Linked DNA regions of Homo sapiens: region 1 is linked to region 2. A link is a loop called in an ENCODE intact Hi-C map of the cell type or tissue named here. Cell type or tissue: psoas muscle. All regions are shown on one strand. Region 1 overlaps PDE4D (phosphodiesterase 4D). Region 2 overlaps PDE4D (phosphodiesterase 4D).

What was found. Hi-C counts contacts between places; a loop is a spot of excess contacts. Peaks named below come from ENCODE experiments on the same cell type or tissue, not always from the same donor. Only the 100,000 strongest peaks of a DNase experiment are listed, where the experiment ranks them.
Region 1: a loop joins it to region 2, with 2.1 times the contacts of the local background. A loop is called at or near these places in 18 of 110 quality-filtered maps.

What each region holds. Positions count from the first base shown.
Region 1 is chr5:59,124,548-59,132,547 of GRCh38, reverse strand. All of the region lies in intron 5 of PDE4D (phosphodiesterase 4D), which reads left to right. Among named protein-coding and RNA genes, the nearest start is that of PDE4D-AS1, 89 kb to the right of the region's middle. RefSeq lists a silencer at 79-279 and enhancers at 3,953-4,862, 4,863-5,773. In psoas muscle, no CTCF peak of the experiment used is centred here; a DNase peak (open chromatin) is centred at 4,697; H3K4me3 peaks cover 3,853 bases; H3K27ac peaks cover 7,917 bases.
Region 2 is chr5:59,170,423-59,178,422 of GRCh38, reverse strand. The region is part of intron 5 of PDE4D (phosphodiesterase 4D); the gene reads left to right. Among named protein-coding and RNA genes, the nearest start is that of PDE4D-AS1, 130 kb to the right of the region's middle. In psoas muscle, a CTCF peak has its summit at 4,006 (motif pointing right); no DNase peak of the experiment used is centred here; H3K27ac peaks cover 3,572 bases.

The DNA.
Region 1 (8,000 bases), 46 kb after region 2:
AATTAAATTTGAAATATTATACCATTGAATAAGGTCCTCTGGATAGTTTTGAGATTTAATATTCTTTATTTCAATTTACATGTATACTGAATCACGTAAAAGTTATTTAGGTCAGTACTTCCCCACATTTGTTCCTTCATGACATACGCTGATAACTATATTTCTACGAAAACTGCAGTAAATAAAGGATGTGGCTTGTGTTCAGTCTCCCACCCACTAGCGACAAGAGCCAAGGGAAATCAATAGCTTGGCTCACCTGTCATCTCCACTCTTTGGCACACCATTGAGAAGTCTAATATGTGCAAAGAAAAGTTAATTTTACTTTCAAGGGTTATACCTTTGCTTATTCCAAAGAACGGTGGGGGAGTGTACCAGGGCCATTATTATAATGTATATTATTAAACTTTTTACATTTTAACTGATTTCTCTTATAGTAAAATTAATTATATATTAGCTTTGGGGTATACAAAATTGCACTTTGATAATAATATTTAGGAATTGGCAACTTTGTGGGCAAAGTTGTGGGAACTATCAGAAAAGTAAAAAATAAAGGTGGGACCCGAAAGAAGGAAGGATTGTAGGTTGGAGCCATACGCGACTAGAAACTAAGACATGTATCCTTAAAAACCCTCAAATCTGTGTTCTGATGGGAAAACCCTGCTAAGTCAATGGTTCCCAGACTTTGGAATTTCAAAACAAAAAACTGTGAGGCCCAACATACAATTACCAACTCTTCATTTTTGCCAAACAAAACTATTTTCAACAGAACACACTAACATATACTGGAACCATGATTTCATATTATGACATTTATTTTCCACATTCTATATACTTTTAATATGCAAAACAAGGACAAAAAGGGCAGTCATCTCCCATGGGGGGCTTAGAAATCTCTCATTAATGTGTGTGTGTGTGTGTGTGTGTGTGTGTGTGTGTGTGTGTGTGTGTGTTTTAAATTGGCCTTATTATTTCTTTAAATTTAACCAAGGGCCAGTAAAACTCCCTTTTGGAATACCACACGCCCGTGCTGTTCAGGAATGATTATGATAAAGTCATTCATGAGGACATAGAGTTATTTCATATGCTCTCAAAAATGACTTGCAGTGCGAAACACAGCTACTATTGGACAAGACAACAACCCAACTTTATATAACAATTTTTTAATTCACTAGTACTTGTGTATCAGTCAATAAAGTACCTGGTACTTGTGTACTAGGCACTGGGATGGAGTTGGGGATACGAAAGTGAAAAATATAGTCACAATTTCTACCTTATACTCTAGTAGGGGAAAGAAAAACAAAATGTATGATTGAACTGCCTTAAGCACCATGAAGGCAACATACAAATTGCTGTGAGAGCATATAACCAACTCAGAAATCAGCCTTAAACTGAGACCTAAAAAGGACTCCCCCTGTGCCTTTTGTATATTTAAGGCATCTTTTTTATATTCTAGAAATACAATATCATTGAGCAGATAGATTCCAAAGGGCCATCTTCTAGCTGGATGAAATAGAAAAGGGCACCCCTTCCTCAGGCTAACAGCCCTGCCTGCTGAGGGCATAGTTAGGTGAATGGATCATCACTAATGAATGGATGGTTTTAAAGAAGGGAATAACATGACCAAATTTGCATTTAACTTTACTCAATAGTCTGGAGTATTTAAATATGATTAAACCTTTTCTTTCCATTCACTTGAATGAGGCAGAAGGGCTATTCAGGAATTTAAAGTTGACTAAGGTATTGATTGGGTACAAAATTTTTACTAGGTAGGTAAGGGCAGGATGATTCCATTAGAAACAAGAACTTTTTCTCCAGTGCTCTGGGAAGAATTGATTGGTTCAGGGCTAAATCACCAAGATGAATACCTTCTTTTGATTCACACACCCTTTTGACATCTGGGTTTCCCTGAATCATATGCAATCTAGGACTTACGCAGACCACTCCAGTTTCACTTACGAAATTTGGGTTAGCCAACTTAAACAGTCATGGCTGTAATTTGCTTCTGAGTTAAAATGCTATTATTATTTTATGTTATTTATGGATTCCTGCAAAGGAGAAAGCATTTTTATTTTGATAAATTTTGTTATTAATGAAATTAACTCAATTTTGTAGTAACATAGTATACAGTGAAAATGTGCTTTACGAGATGCCGTGGCTTGTCTCTCAAATGGACAATGAGGCTTTCCGAAACCTTTGTGCCTTTAAGTTTAAGGAATTGATTTGGCGTCTTATCTCAGTGTACACAAAGCTTAGTTATCACCTAGGAAATATTGGATGTTTGTCTCAGGGAGAAGAGACAATTTTTGAGACCACAATTAGGTTTTGTAGCTATTTGACATCCAATTATAATCAGATACTCAGTGAAACATGCATTCATAATGCAGGCCAATGATCATATATTTGGCTTAGCTTTTCACTAGAAAAATTCTTTAAAGAAATATTGTCCTTCCAATTTTAGTGGTACTGAGGAACAGCTCTGGTTATAAGGGGGGAAATACTATATGTCCTTTGTTCAATCTTACTAATCTTTATTAATTTTATGATTTTCCCCATTTATTTTTTAAAAATCATTAATAAAATTATCCTTGATTGAGTTTCTCCTATGTGCTAGGCATTGTGATAGGACTTTAGTAAACATCATCTCTAACCCTTTCAATAACCCTGCAAGGTAGGGTCATATTTTATAGATAAGGAAACTGAGGCTCAGAGAAGTTATGTCTTGAAATTATATAGTAGCAAGTGGTTAAGCCAGGTTTCCAACACAGGTTTGTCTGACTCTAAAACCAGCATCTGCCCCATCTCCTCACCATTCGCGACCAGAATGTGATGCACGTCTACCAAAAAGAGAGTAGCAAAAGGTGATTTATAGAAGCAGTTACAGTCCTCTGAAGAGAAGGCAAAACTATTGGGGATAGGGAAAAAGTAACTATAAAGATCATATTTATATAATCGAATATTAACTTAATGGCTTGAATTAGGTGGCAAATAAAATATATTAGCAAGCAATGTTACAAACCATGGTGAGAGCTATGTAGTAGATGAAGCAGAATGATGGCTGGGCTCAGGGAGCTCATACATTTGGAACCCAGATAAATCTTTGCTCCTTCTTCCCAGAGCCCATCATCACTTTTTAAAAACACGTCTTTGCTGGGCTCAGTGGCTTACATCTGTAATCTCAGCACTTTGGGAGGCAAGGCAGGAGGATTACTTGAGCCCAGGAGTTTGAGACCAGCCTGGGCAACATAGGGAGATGCTGTCTCTACAAAAAATAACAAAGAACAAAACCATCTGAATTTCATGCATTCCAACATATATTATTTTGTTCCATTCTACTTAATAACCTTTACACTAGTTGTGAAACTCACTGAAAACAAAGGAGAAACTCATTATAATTCATCTAAACATTCCTGAAATATCACTTTAATCAAAAAATTAAGAAATATTGCTCAGATTTAAAAGAAAAATGGAAACTCCCTTGGCAAGTGGGTTTGAGGTTTGGTCATTAGGTTTTGAATAATCAGGAGCTATGTGTTGTAGTAGGAAAAGCATACCATTTAGAGAGAGACAGCTTTAGTTTGTCAGTCCTGCCTCTTAATAGGTGGATGACCTTGAGTAAAGCATGACGCAGCCTTTGGGCATCAGTTTCCTCACTTAAAGGTAGAAGGGTTGAACCAGGTGTAAGCTGCTGTTCTTCCATGTTATGATTCTAAATAGTTCTAGATGGAATTATGTTGCACATTTCATATGTTGTTAAACAGCTTCTCTCTGGAACAGTTGCTCCTAATCTCCTAATAAGCTTACTATGGGTCACTCAGCAATCTTCAAGAGAAACAAACATTATTTGGTTGGTGGATACCAAGACAATTCTGATGTGTTTGTGTCAAAGATTGGTCAGATGAAATCTAACTAGACATGTATCATTCCATCATCAAGCGAAATGACCTTGACTCTAAACATCTTAATTTGAACTGTAGACATTTCCCAAATGCTTTAGGGTAGATTTGGACCATAATACACTCCACTGTAAATGGAGAAAGTTCATCATCCCCATAATAATTGCCCCCAAACTGCTAGGTAGGAATGCATACTGGGTTTAGTATGTATTAACTCCCTTGTGAATTCAGCTTTTGAGAGCAGACCTCTTAACAAGTCATGAGTATTTAGAGTGAAATATTTAATTCTTAGTGATACTATTTTCCTATTCTGCTATTATTATTCAGCTATGATTATTTTCCTTCTCCTCCCAACCTCCTATTTCTTTTTCTTTATTAAAAAAAGGAGAGGAGGTGCATGCTGCCATCTGGGGTGAATATGGGCTTCACGTGGGGACCTGGGCGCTGGTTCTGATCCAGAGAGTGAGCTAGGAGCACTTACACAAGAGGGTCTTAGCCACTGTGTCGGGGGAATAGCCTTATATCAAAGACTGAAGCCTTTTAGTAAAACCTGAAGAATAATCAGAAGCAGCATTGACTAGTCTCTAACCTTGGTTGAGGGACACACACACACACACACACACACACACACACACACACGGCTCTGAAAGCTCAGACACGGAGGACACGCTGTGATCCACTTAGCCCTCTCTTCTCCTTCAGGGGGTCCTTGCAGGACAGAACGCTAAGGAACAAAGTCTTAACTGGCAAGCTGCCGGCAGAAGGAGACTGTCTGGTGGATTGCAGCGCTGATTAGGAACGGGGAGTCCTTTGCGTTTCAGAATCCGGTCCACATTTTGCTGAGAGCCCAGGCACTGTGAATAAGAGGAGCCTCTGAGGACTGGTTTCTGATGTCGCACTAGGCATGATAAGAATGCCATTGACGTCAGCAGAGTCATCATCAGGGAGAATGGCACCCCAGCTCTTGAAACCACACCAAGCAATTGCAGTGCTTTTGAAAATTAAAAGCCGGTGCTGGAGTGTGGGGGGTGAGGTGGGGGGTGGGGGGGTGGGGAGGGAAAGAAGCAAAGAGGGAAGTCGTGGCTCCAGCTGAACTCTTCTTTCTTCTATGCGTTTCCTGTATTTTAAAAAGGCAGGCTCACGGCCCTCCTGTGCACACGCCCGCTCACTCACACACACTGCTGCCTGGGCTCATTAACCTAAATTGGGGGAGGTGGGGGAAGAAGAAAGAGAGAAAGAAGGAAAAAAATTAATTCTGTTAACACTTCTGCATGCACATAAAACAAACTGTGCCACCCAGGTGCTGGACAGAGGCCCTGAGCCACATAAGCCTCTGAGAATCAAATTGCTGAGGTAAAACTGATATGCTTTAAATGTGTGTTGATGAAGAGATTACAAGGGAGGAATTAAACACTTCAAAGGAGCTACTACAAAGCAACAATCACTCTTCCCCCATCCCTCACACACGCACATTACTGTGGACGCTTGCATGTTTGTGTGTCTGCCTGAGAAAATGGCAAAGTTGGTTTAGGAAGGGAACACTGCAGGCATGTTGTGATTTCAGCTTTCACAGGCAGCTCCAAGAACATCACCTCCAGCTATAATTCAACGGTTACCTGGACTGGAAAATGTCTTGGAGGTTACGAAGTCTTTGAATTCTTTAGTGTAAATTGTCTCCGCTTTGAAATTCCACAATTGATCGAATCCTTTCATTCTCTTTCCCACTCCTAATTGTTCCACTCTAACTCTCCACCCACCGCCAGGAATATGAAAACAACATAGAGTAGAACTGATGATATCAGCTGTATAACACGCTTTATTTTACGGCATTAATGGGCAGCTTTCCAAGTCCATAAAAATCTTTTGCTGATCTGATTTTAATATCCATATTCTTCAGTTATACTAGAAAGAATGATTTCCGAGATGTGGAAATGTTAGCCGGGAAACAAAAGGACATAGGCACATAAAGCAAAATCTGGCAGGAAATGTGGGTTTAATAAATTGAATTATGTGAAACTCCTATTTCAAATGGACTGATACTAGAGGAGCAGCCCTCGAGAGATATGCACAGTAATGATTCTTCGTTTTCAAAGACCTGTTTCTTTTTGAAAAGGAAGAAGCCCTGAACAGCATTCCTTTCAAATACACAAAGGTAGCTAAAGTACAACCTTCTCCTCTTTCCTATTTGTTCTTTAAAAAATTGTAAAAATTATATTAAGTGTGCTTCTTGTGATAGAGTCAATAAAGGGAGAAGGAGTTTAGCAAAGCACATTTACTATATACTCTTAACCCGTCTTGCTTACTGTAATAATCGAAAGAAAGATGGCTAATTGTCTTGCAGGAATTTGGGTTATCCTCTGAAAGGATACAAGTAAATTTGTAACTTGGGTCGTATTGGCTATTTTTTGTTCTCTTTTGCTTTCATTTTTGTTTTGTCTGAGGTTTATAAATGGAACCCTTCTTTCCTTTCTTCCTTTTTTCCTTCCTTCCTTCTTCCCTTCCTTTTTTCCTTTCTTCCTTGCTTTCTCTCTCTCTCTCTCTCTCTCTTTTTTTTTTTTTACAATTGTACTTAAAAGAATAAAGGATTCTGAAAATCAGTTCCAGGATCCAATAAGGGCCTAGATTGTATATCACAGGATCAGAGCCCCTTGCTCTCAAATTTATGATTGTGAGGATGTATTATTGTATTTGGGGGATCAATAAGCAGAGCCAGAGCCTTCACACAAGGCTCCTTGTGCCCCCTCCCCCGCTCCATCCCATGAGGTTAAAAAGCACTGACTTTGACTTTAACACTGTGAACAAAATACAGAACAACTGTTTCAATTCCCTTCACTATTTCTGCTATGTGCCTAGATTAGATGTTTTCTGACCTGTCTCCCTAAGTTGTTCCTGTCACTTGTGTCTGTCATTCGCTCCCCCATCGCATCCTGCCCAACCCTCCCTGTCTATGATTCGAATTGCTCTCTGTCCAGATCATTTCCTGCAGTGAAAAACGAAGAAAGACTTTCTCCCTTCTTCCCACCTACACATTCCTTTTGTCCCCCAAGATATCCCTTCCTCTTGCCTGGAATCTTCCCAGGCCTTAATTGATTGATTTAGGCCCCCTTTGCACCAGGCACCCTAGCGGAAGCCCAGAAAGCCCCAAGAGTCTGGATGTGTTTTGGAGAGCAGGCTCAGGTTCACTGCACACTAATTTGCAGCAGGAAGTGCTAGGAAGCCCGATGAGGGATGGGAATTAGCAAATAAGGTTGGCAGTCAATTGACAGAGGAAGCTTAAGGAAGAGGATCATTTTGAAAAGGAAAAATAATTTAATCCTTTTCAGGTGTGTTAATTTCTTTCGTGGACCAAATTACCATGGACCTGGAATAGTTGAGATTTTCCCTAAGGTCTGGCTGTACTTCATAGGGAAGAAGCAAGGGTAAGTGCAGTAAATTTGATTATGGACACCAGTCTAACTCTAGCTTAATGAGCCATGGAAACAAAATAGCTCAATCTCTTCTAACTGCTGTAATGCAACACTAGGAGCATTGAGAGCACTGTGGTTTTGGTTACACAAATTTGTAGTACAGGCCTTGCCTCAGCATTTGAACATTTCAGCAAGAGAGCTGAACTTGCTTCGTTCTTCATGTAGCAGATATAAGTCTTTTGGAATTAATTTGAAAAAAAAAGAAAAGAAAAGAAAAGAAATGTACCCAGAAAGCAAGAGATCTTAAATGTATCCAAAACCTAGAACAAACAAACATTAACATTTGCCATAATTACTGTGGGTGTTTTTAATAAAAATATATAGATAGATAATTTTGGAGGTTGCATTTCCCCACCATCACTGCCAGCCTCATTTTTCTTCCATCCTCTCCAGAACAACCTCTGCCATAAATTTAGGAAATAGTCAACCTGTTCACATTTTCATCTTTTTACTATATATGTTCTTATTCACAAACGAATATGTTGTAGTTATAAAAAGTCATCAGTATCTTTTAGCTTATTTTTTTAAATGCAACATTATGTTTGTTGGATCATTTTACTCTTGTCCCAGTGCACCCTGTAATTCCCATGAATTGACAGGTAGCGATAGATCAGCAGTAGTAAAGTAACTGATATGGGTA
Region 2 (8,000 bases):
CATTCGTACCCACAAGCTCCTGACCTGAGGCCTAGGGACAAGGGGGACACAGAAATACCTTATCTAGAAAGGGAAACTAATTAACTGTTGTTACCACTTAGTGCTGCTGGGCTCCTCACAAAGCACAACAGGAAATGAACTGACTAAAACTGGGAAGTCGTTTTTCTTGCCCAAGCATAGCAAACCAAGGTGGGAACATGGCATAGGGATGGAGGGATGAGGGCAGTAGCAGGGGAAGGTTCCCCTTTCTGAGCCCATTTTGAAAAAGTGGGCCCTTAAAACCTCAGTGCTAGTAATAATAATGATGGTTGAGATTTTGACATTAGTAAGATTTGAGACACTCAGAAAAGGCAGTGCTTGTGCCTTTCCTCCCTCTGCAGCTGACCACTCAGGCCCCACCCTCTAGGCTCACTCCCCCTGAAGTTGGAACCTGGCTGTACTGTGGCAGTAGTCCTGGGAAGGGCAAAGAAGTATTAAAAAGAGTCAGTGAGGCACCCTTAAGATGAATGGGTCCCTGTTGATAGGGGTCAGACCTAGTGCCTGGAGCAGCATGAGGACCAGCTTCCATGTGGCTTCTCTCACTAGAGGCCCCAGGTACAGGTTCGCAAATGTATGCCTGTCTATCCCTCAACATAGGAATAAGGTCTAGAGTAACAGTGTAGCCTAACAGTTAAGTTCATGGCTGATCCAAAAGGCTGCTAGAGCACACAGCTCCAAGTGCCTCCGGAGGGCAACTCCACAGAACATCACAACATGGTGCCCCTAGAATTATACCACGTGGTTGCTCTGCCTACCCAGCACTCAAATCATGCTCTATCATGAGAGCTTTGTGGCCCTGGGCAGGTTGCATACCCTTTCTCTGCTCAGTTTCCCTACCTATAAAATAGTGACACTGCTTCCTGCAGTTGTTGCTGGCTTGAATGAGTGAACACGCATGATGCCCTTAGCATAGTGCCTCACAGAACCAGCACTTAATACATCTTTTTAAATTCCATTTTGTTGTTATTACTTGGTTTTGTTTCTAGGGCCCACTGTATACATAGAACTAGGGGTTTCTTCATCAATTCAGGCTGCCATAACAAAGTACCATAGACTGGGTGGCTTATAGACAACACAAATTTATTTCTCACAATTCTGGAGGCTGGAAGTCTGAGATCAGGATGCCAGCATGGTTGGGGTCTGGTGAGAGTCTTCTTCTAGGTTGCATCAGTGCCCTTTGTAAAGGCACTAGTCTCATTTGTGAGTGTTGAGTGCTCCACCCTCACGACCTAATCACCTCCCACAGGCCCGGCCTCCAAATACCAACACATATTGGGTTAGGATATTGAAATGAATTTTAGGGGCACACAAGCACTCATTCCGTAACAAGGGGGTAATGGAAAGAATAGGACAAAGACACAAACGAAGGAAAGGGAACAGTGAGAGAAAGGCAAGCTTGCAAGATCATGAGAGGAAAACTTGTGGGTCCTTAAATTGGCCAAAATGGATGCGCTTGCTTTGTGCCCATCAAAATGGGGTCTCCTCCTGCTCCCAGCACTGTCTCCTTTATTCTCATCACAATTCACAGACGCTGGTAGCTTTGTGATAGAGATGATACACTGTTGTTCAGGATGAATTTCTAAGTCTAAGAACTCACTTTTGAGTCATAGTTGTTTGAAGGAGAAATATTAATTCTCTATCACTTTTCTGTAAACCAACTCTAATTTTTAAAAAAGAAGAGTTAAGAACTTCAGCAGTCTACATATCACATACCATGCTTTCTAAGGAGTTGTCACATAGAATTTACAATACCCTCTTCCTCTTTTCAAGGTTATTGCATTTGACATGTATTAAAGCCAGGAGAATTTGATTTTTTTTTTTTTTTCTTGAGATAGAGTTTTGCTCTTATCGCCCAGGCTGGAGTGCAGTGGCGCGATCTGAGGCTCACTGCAACCTCCGCCTCCTGGGTTCAAGCAATTCTCCTGCCTCAGCCTCCCAAGTAGCTGGGATTACAGATGCCCACCACCACGCCCGGCTAACTTTTTGTGTTTTTAGTAGAGACAGGGTTTCACTGTGTTAGCCAGGATGGTCTTGAACTCCTGACCTCAGGTGATCCACCCACCTTGGCCTCCCAAAATGCTGGGATTACAGGCATGAGCCACCACACCTGGCCGAGAGTTTGATTTTATAGCATTAGGGTTTTAAAGCTAGGTTTTAAAGGTAGGTCACTGGCCAGTTTTTATTTCAATATATAGTAGGTAAACATACAGGTCTAAAATGATCTAACAATTCCTTAAAAGTAAGGCTTTGAAGTTTGCATTTATAAAAGAGACTTAAATAGCTCTTTTGCTCTTTAGTGTGATATGACAAAGATGATGTGTGGCATTTGGAGCCTGAATGTGAACCCAGTCTCTCCTTTTTGCTTCATTTCCTCATTTTGGAGATTTGAGTACCTAACACTTAGGACTGTTGCAAGAATTCAAGGAGATAAGTTATATAAAAGGATAGAGTTCAAGTTGGGCATGGTGGCACACCCCTATAATCCCGGCTACTCAGGAGACCAAGGTGGGAGGACTGCTTGAGCTCAGGAATTCAAGACCAGCCTGGGCAATGTAATGAGACCCTGTCTCCTAAAGTAAAAAAAAAAAAAAAAAAAAAAAAATGGAGGCCGGGCATGGTGGCTCATGCCTGTAATCCCAGCACTTTGGGAGGCCAAGGCGGGTGGATCACCAGGTCAGGAGTTCAAGACCAGCCTGGCCAAGATGGTGAAACCCCGTCTCTATTAAAATACAAAAATTAGCCAGGCGTGGTGGCAGGTGCCTGTAATCCCAGCTACTCGGGAGGCTGAGACAGGAAATCGCTTGAACTCTGAGGGCGGAGGTTGCAGTGAGCCGAGATCAGGCCACTGCTCTTCGGCCTGGGTGACAGAGTGAGACACCGTCTCAAAAAAAAAAAAAAAAAAAAAAAAAAAAGAAAGAAAAATGGATAGAGTTCCGAATGTGATGAGGAACTCACCAAGTGTTTCTTCCTATAACCCTGTCCCAATGCCTGACATTTTTTTGTTCCTAAAGCTAATTTAAAAACTGGTAGAATAGAGGTAACAGAGAATATTGGTATGTCAGCTTCTTTGGTACATTTCATTTATGATTTTGTTTTCACACAGTCATGGCATGACATTTTTAGTAATCCTTTTATCATTTAGAGTAAGGCTCACCTACATACGTCCTTAATGTGTGGTGCACACCAGAAGTAAAGAGTGCATTGGAACATGAGAGGGTGGCAAAGAGTCAGAGATGCCCAAGCCATACCTGCACTGGGACAGTGATCCCATTTTTGAAGTACAGCCATGTAGCTTGGAGCACAGTCCTTCCTTGTAAGCATTTCATTTTCGAACAACCTTAGCTCAAGGCAAGCATTCTGCAGCCATCTCATTAAATGTTACATCTTCACAATACCATTTTCAATGCTTCTGAATTTCCATATTTCCAATATGTTTATTTAATCATCCTCAATTAGAGGATTTTCATGCAAGGACACAACTCTAAAGAAAACGTATTTAAATATCTTTATTTTAAAGATGAAAAAACTGAGACCTAGTGAGAGAGGGTGCTGCTTAGTGACAATGCCAGGAATAAACATGTGGTTCCTTTTTCGAGTCCATGGTCCTTCTTACACCTTTATAAAGTAAAATAAACCATTAGATTCGGGTGGCCTTTATACCCACCGTGGAAGTATATGCTTTAGAGAAAGTAAATGAAGTATTAATACTAACTCCTGAGTAATAGATGTGGCATTGTATTATTTGTATATGAGCTTGAAAATTTCTCATCCCAACCTCTCACTGGACATATCTCTGTAGTTATAGCTATTTTGATTATATCTACTGCTTATACCCCAGAGGCATAGAGACCAGCACCCTAAAGCAAAAGACTTCTGGATTTTGACTTTGGAAAATACAAATTCTTCTACAGGAGCGGTGAAACTAGTACAGCTGCCTGCTCTTTACCTGTAGGGGGAGACACATGATGCAGTGACAAGCATAGAACAGCACAGAAGTGGTTTTAGTCCAGAAAATAAATAAATAAGTAAATTGGTCTAAGTCTTCATTCCTTTTTGTATTTTTTTACCCTGAAGATTCATGGCTTCATTAAAAACAGTAAGTGCATTCTAAATAGAATTTAGTCAATTGGCACGTAGAAAATTAAAAAGTAAACTATCCAAATAATGCTAGTCTGTCAAAACACAATGAGAAGAAATTTAATCTTATATGTTTGTTGTTCTAAAGCACAAGCAGTTTCTAAGAATTAATAAGGGGGAAAAACAATAATGATATTTAATTGGGACAATTATTTTTTTGTTATCTGGGCTAATCACTTAATGCTTTGAGCTTATCGAATGAAAGAAACTAAGCAACTATTTCATGGTGACAATAAGGATGCTGGCTACTTACTTAGATCTGCCTTTTAAATCTGTGTGTGTGTGATAAAAGCAAGTAGTATATATAGTTTTTTAAAAAGAAATATAGAGAGATCTAATAGATGGGAGCAAGAACCATATAAAGAAGGCAAAAGGGATCTACATGAGAGAAATATGTAAGTCCTCAGGAGATACTGAAGTAAAACATGTGTTGTGTCAGTGTATAGGGAAGACAAGAGACCCAGCCATTGCCAGAGAAGCCCTACTTCCTCATCAACCACCAGCAGGCAGCAGCTTCATGCTGTAGTTCTTTTTTTCCTTTAATAGAATAAAGATTGTGGCCACACTTTAATAATTGCCAGAAATATGTGTTCATTAAGCTTTTTAAGAAATGTGATCGAAAAATGCTGATGATACATTGTGTTTAATAGCTTTAATAAAAAACTGATAAAGCATCTAATACATCTAATGACTGTCGGATTTCCTAAATCTTTTAAGCTGAAGGAGTTTACTTTTACAAAAATCCTCATTGAAAAAGAATCTTCCGGTAAAAACATTGAACTGAAAGATTTGCATAAATGCATGGAGTATTACTATTTATTAGTTAAACTTATGATCTTTTAGAGCAGTAAAAGTCAGTTCTCTTTCTTACAAATGAATTTGTTTTGGCCTTTTATGCTTTTATTTAATGAGTAGAGCCATACCTATTAATATATAAAAAGATCAGATCTGACACCGTGGCTTTTTGACCAGGAATTGATTGAAGTTAGACTTGTTTTAAGAATAGTGAAAACAAGGGCTATGTCCTAATTATGAGGGGAAATAATTTAATTGTGTCTCTCTTGTCTGAATATCTGATTTGGATGCTTTGTTATAACTTTAATTGAAATAATTAAATGGGGCTCATGTTCATTTAGCCTAGCAAAAAGGTGATGAGCTAGCATATATGTTAAAAACCCAGCTTTCCTCTTAGTAGTTGTCTAATTTTGGTCAATGTACTTAAATTCTCCAAGTTTTGGGGGTATTCTTTATCAGTAAATTCTAATTCAGTGCTTAACATAGTACTTGGTACTCAGAATGTATTCAACAAATGTTACTTATCATTATTGCTATAATATTATTATTATTATTATCTGCTTGGTCAACAGTATTTTCCATGCACCTTATATATGGCATGCATACGCTCTGGAGGTAAAATGTGACTACTGGTTCAAGAAATTTACAAAGTAAGGGAGAAGGAATTATAAATAGTTAAGTACTAGCTAAATGCCATGATTGAAGCCTTTATATTTTTTATTTTAATTAATTAATTAATTTTTAGAAATAGGGCCTCACTCTGTTGCCCAGGCTGGAGTGAAGTGGTACGATCTTGTCTCATTGCAACCTCCGCCTCCCAGTCTCCAGCAATCCTCCCACCTCAGCCTCCTGAGTAGCTGGGACTACAGGCATGCACCACCACGTGTGCATAATTTTTTATTTTATTTTTTGTATTTTTTGTAGAGGCGGCGTTTTGCCGTGTTGCCCAGGCTGATCTGGAACTCCTAGGCTCAAGCAATCTGCCCACCTTGGCCTCCCAAAGTGCTGGGATTATAGGCATGAGCCACAGAGCCTGGACTGAAACCTCTTTAAATATATATATTTATATAAATATATATTATATATAATATATACAAAATATATAATATATAATATATTATATATTATATATTTTATAAAATTATATATATTTCTTATATAAATATATATTTCTTATAAATTGTATAAATATATATTTATTATATATTATATACATATTTATTATATATTTATTATATATTATATACATATTTATTATATATGTATTATATATTATATACATATATTATATAAATATATATAATATTATATATTTATTATATATATAATATATATTTATTATATATATAATATATATTTATTATATATATAATATATATTTATTATATATATAATATATATATATTATATATATAATATATATTTATTATATATATAATATATATTTATTATATATATAATATATATTTATTATATAAATATATAATATATAAATATAATTCTCATATAAATAAATATAATATTTATTATATAATGTATTTCTCATATATATGCTTATTATATAATAAATATATTTCTCATATAAATATATATGTTTATTATAAAATAAATATATAAAATATATATTAAATAATTATATTATATATTTAATATATAATATATATGAATATGTATTCATATATAGAGAGAGAGAGAGCCAGTGGCTCTACCTAGGAAATGCTCCCTGATAAATTTGAAGAACATAATGCTTTCCATGTGGTTAGGGGAGGATTGAGGATTACCTCACAACAAAAGACCAGCAAGAATAAGGTATGGAAGCATGGAATGCCTGTCCATATCAGGGGACTGGGAACAGTAAAGGACAAATTGAGTTAAAGGTGTATAGGAGCAACTGAACAGGATGCTCCAGAGGTAGATTAAGGAAATAATATTTGAGGCCTACATAAATAACAGTGGACTTTATTTTATGGACAGTGGAAAATCATTGAGCATTTCCAATCGTAGGAACAAATACACATTTCAGAATGACAGTAATTGGAAGCAGTGTAGAAAGAGATTGAAAAGAAGAAAGACTAGGGGCAGCCCCATACTCTTCAGGGGGCTGTCACAGGCCTTGTACAGGATCAAGATAATGCAGCTCTGAACTGGGGTGGAAGTGGGGCTGTGGAGATGAGGGAATGGGTTCACAACTCTTCAGAGATAGGATTGAAGGGACTTGGGGGTTGATTAGAGCAGAGACTGAGGATGAACAATTTTAAAGTGAAAGTATGAGCCAGGTGTGGTGGCTCACGCCTGTAATCCCAGCAGTTTGGGAGGCTGAGGCGGGTGGATCACCTGAGGTCAGGAGTTCAAGACCAGCCTGGCCAACATGGTGAAACCCCATCTCTACTAAAAATACAAAAATTAGCCAGGCGTGGTGGCACGTGCTTGTAATCCCAGCTACTCTGGAGGCTGAGGCAGGAGAATTGCTTGAACCCAGGAGGCAGAGGTTACAGTGAGCCGAGATGGCACCATTGCACTCTAGCCTGGGCAACAAGAGAGAAACTTCATCTCAAAAAAAAAAAAAAAAAGTGAAAGTATATATACACATGTTCATTACAGCACTGTGAATGTGCATAAAGGGTTAAAAACAATCCAAATTCTAAATAATGTGTGAATTCTATTTAGGTAGGGGTTAAAAAATTCCCATAATAAAATGATTTTAAATAATTTATTTTTGAGAAAATTTTAATAATATGGAAAAATGTTTGTATTTTAAGGAATACATAATAAAGTGCCATGTGGGCAATAGGCACACATTTAATGCACTTTAATTATGTATATTGAATTGAACTTAAGTTACTTTTAGTTGTTGACCAGTAGTTAGCAAAGGTAGATAGGTTTACCATTTTACATTGAATCTAGTGACAAACATGTTATTTCTCAGGTCCCAGTTGTTAGTTTGCCTCTCCTTGCCTAGAAAGGGCACTGGTGAGACCCGCCCTAACAATATTTCAATATTATGGTTCCACAGTCCAGCATTAACTGTA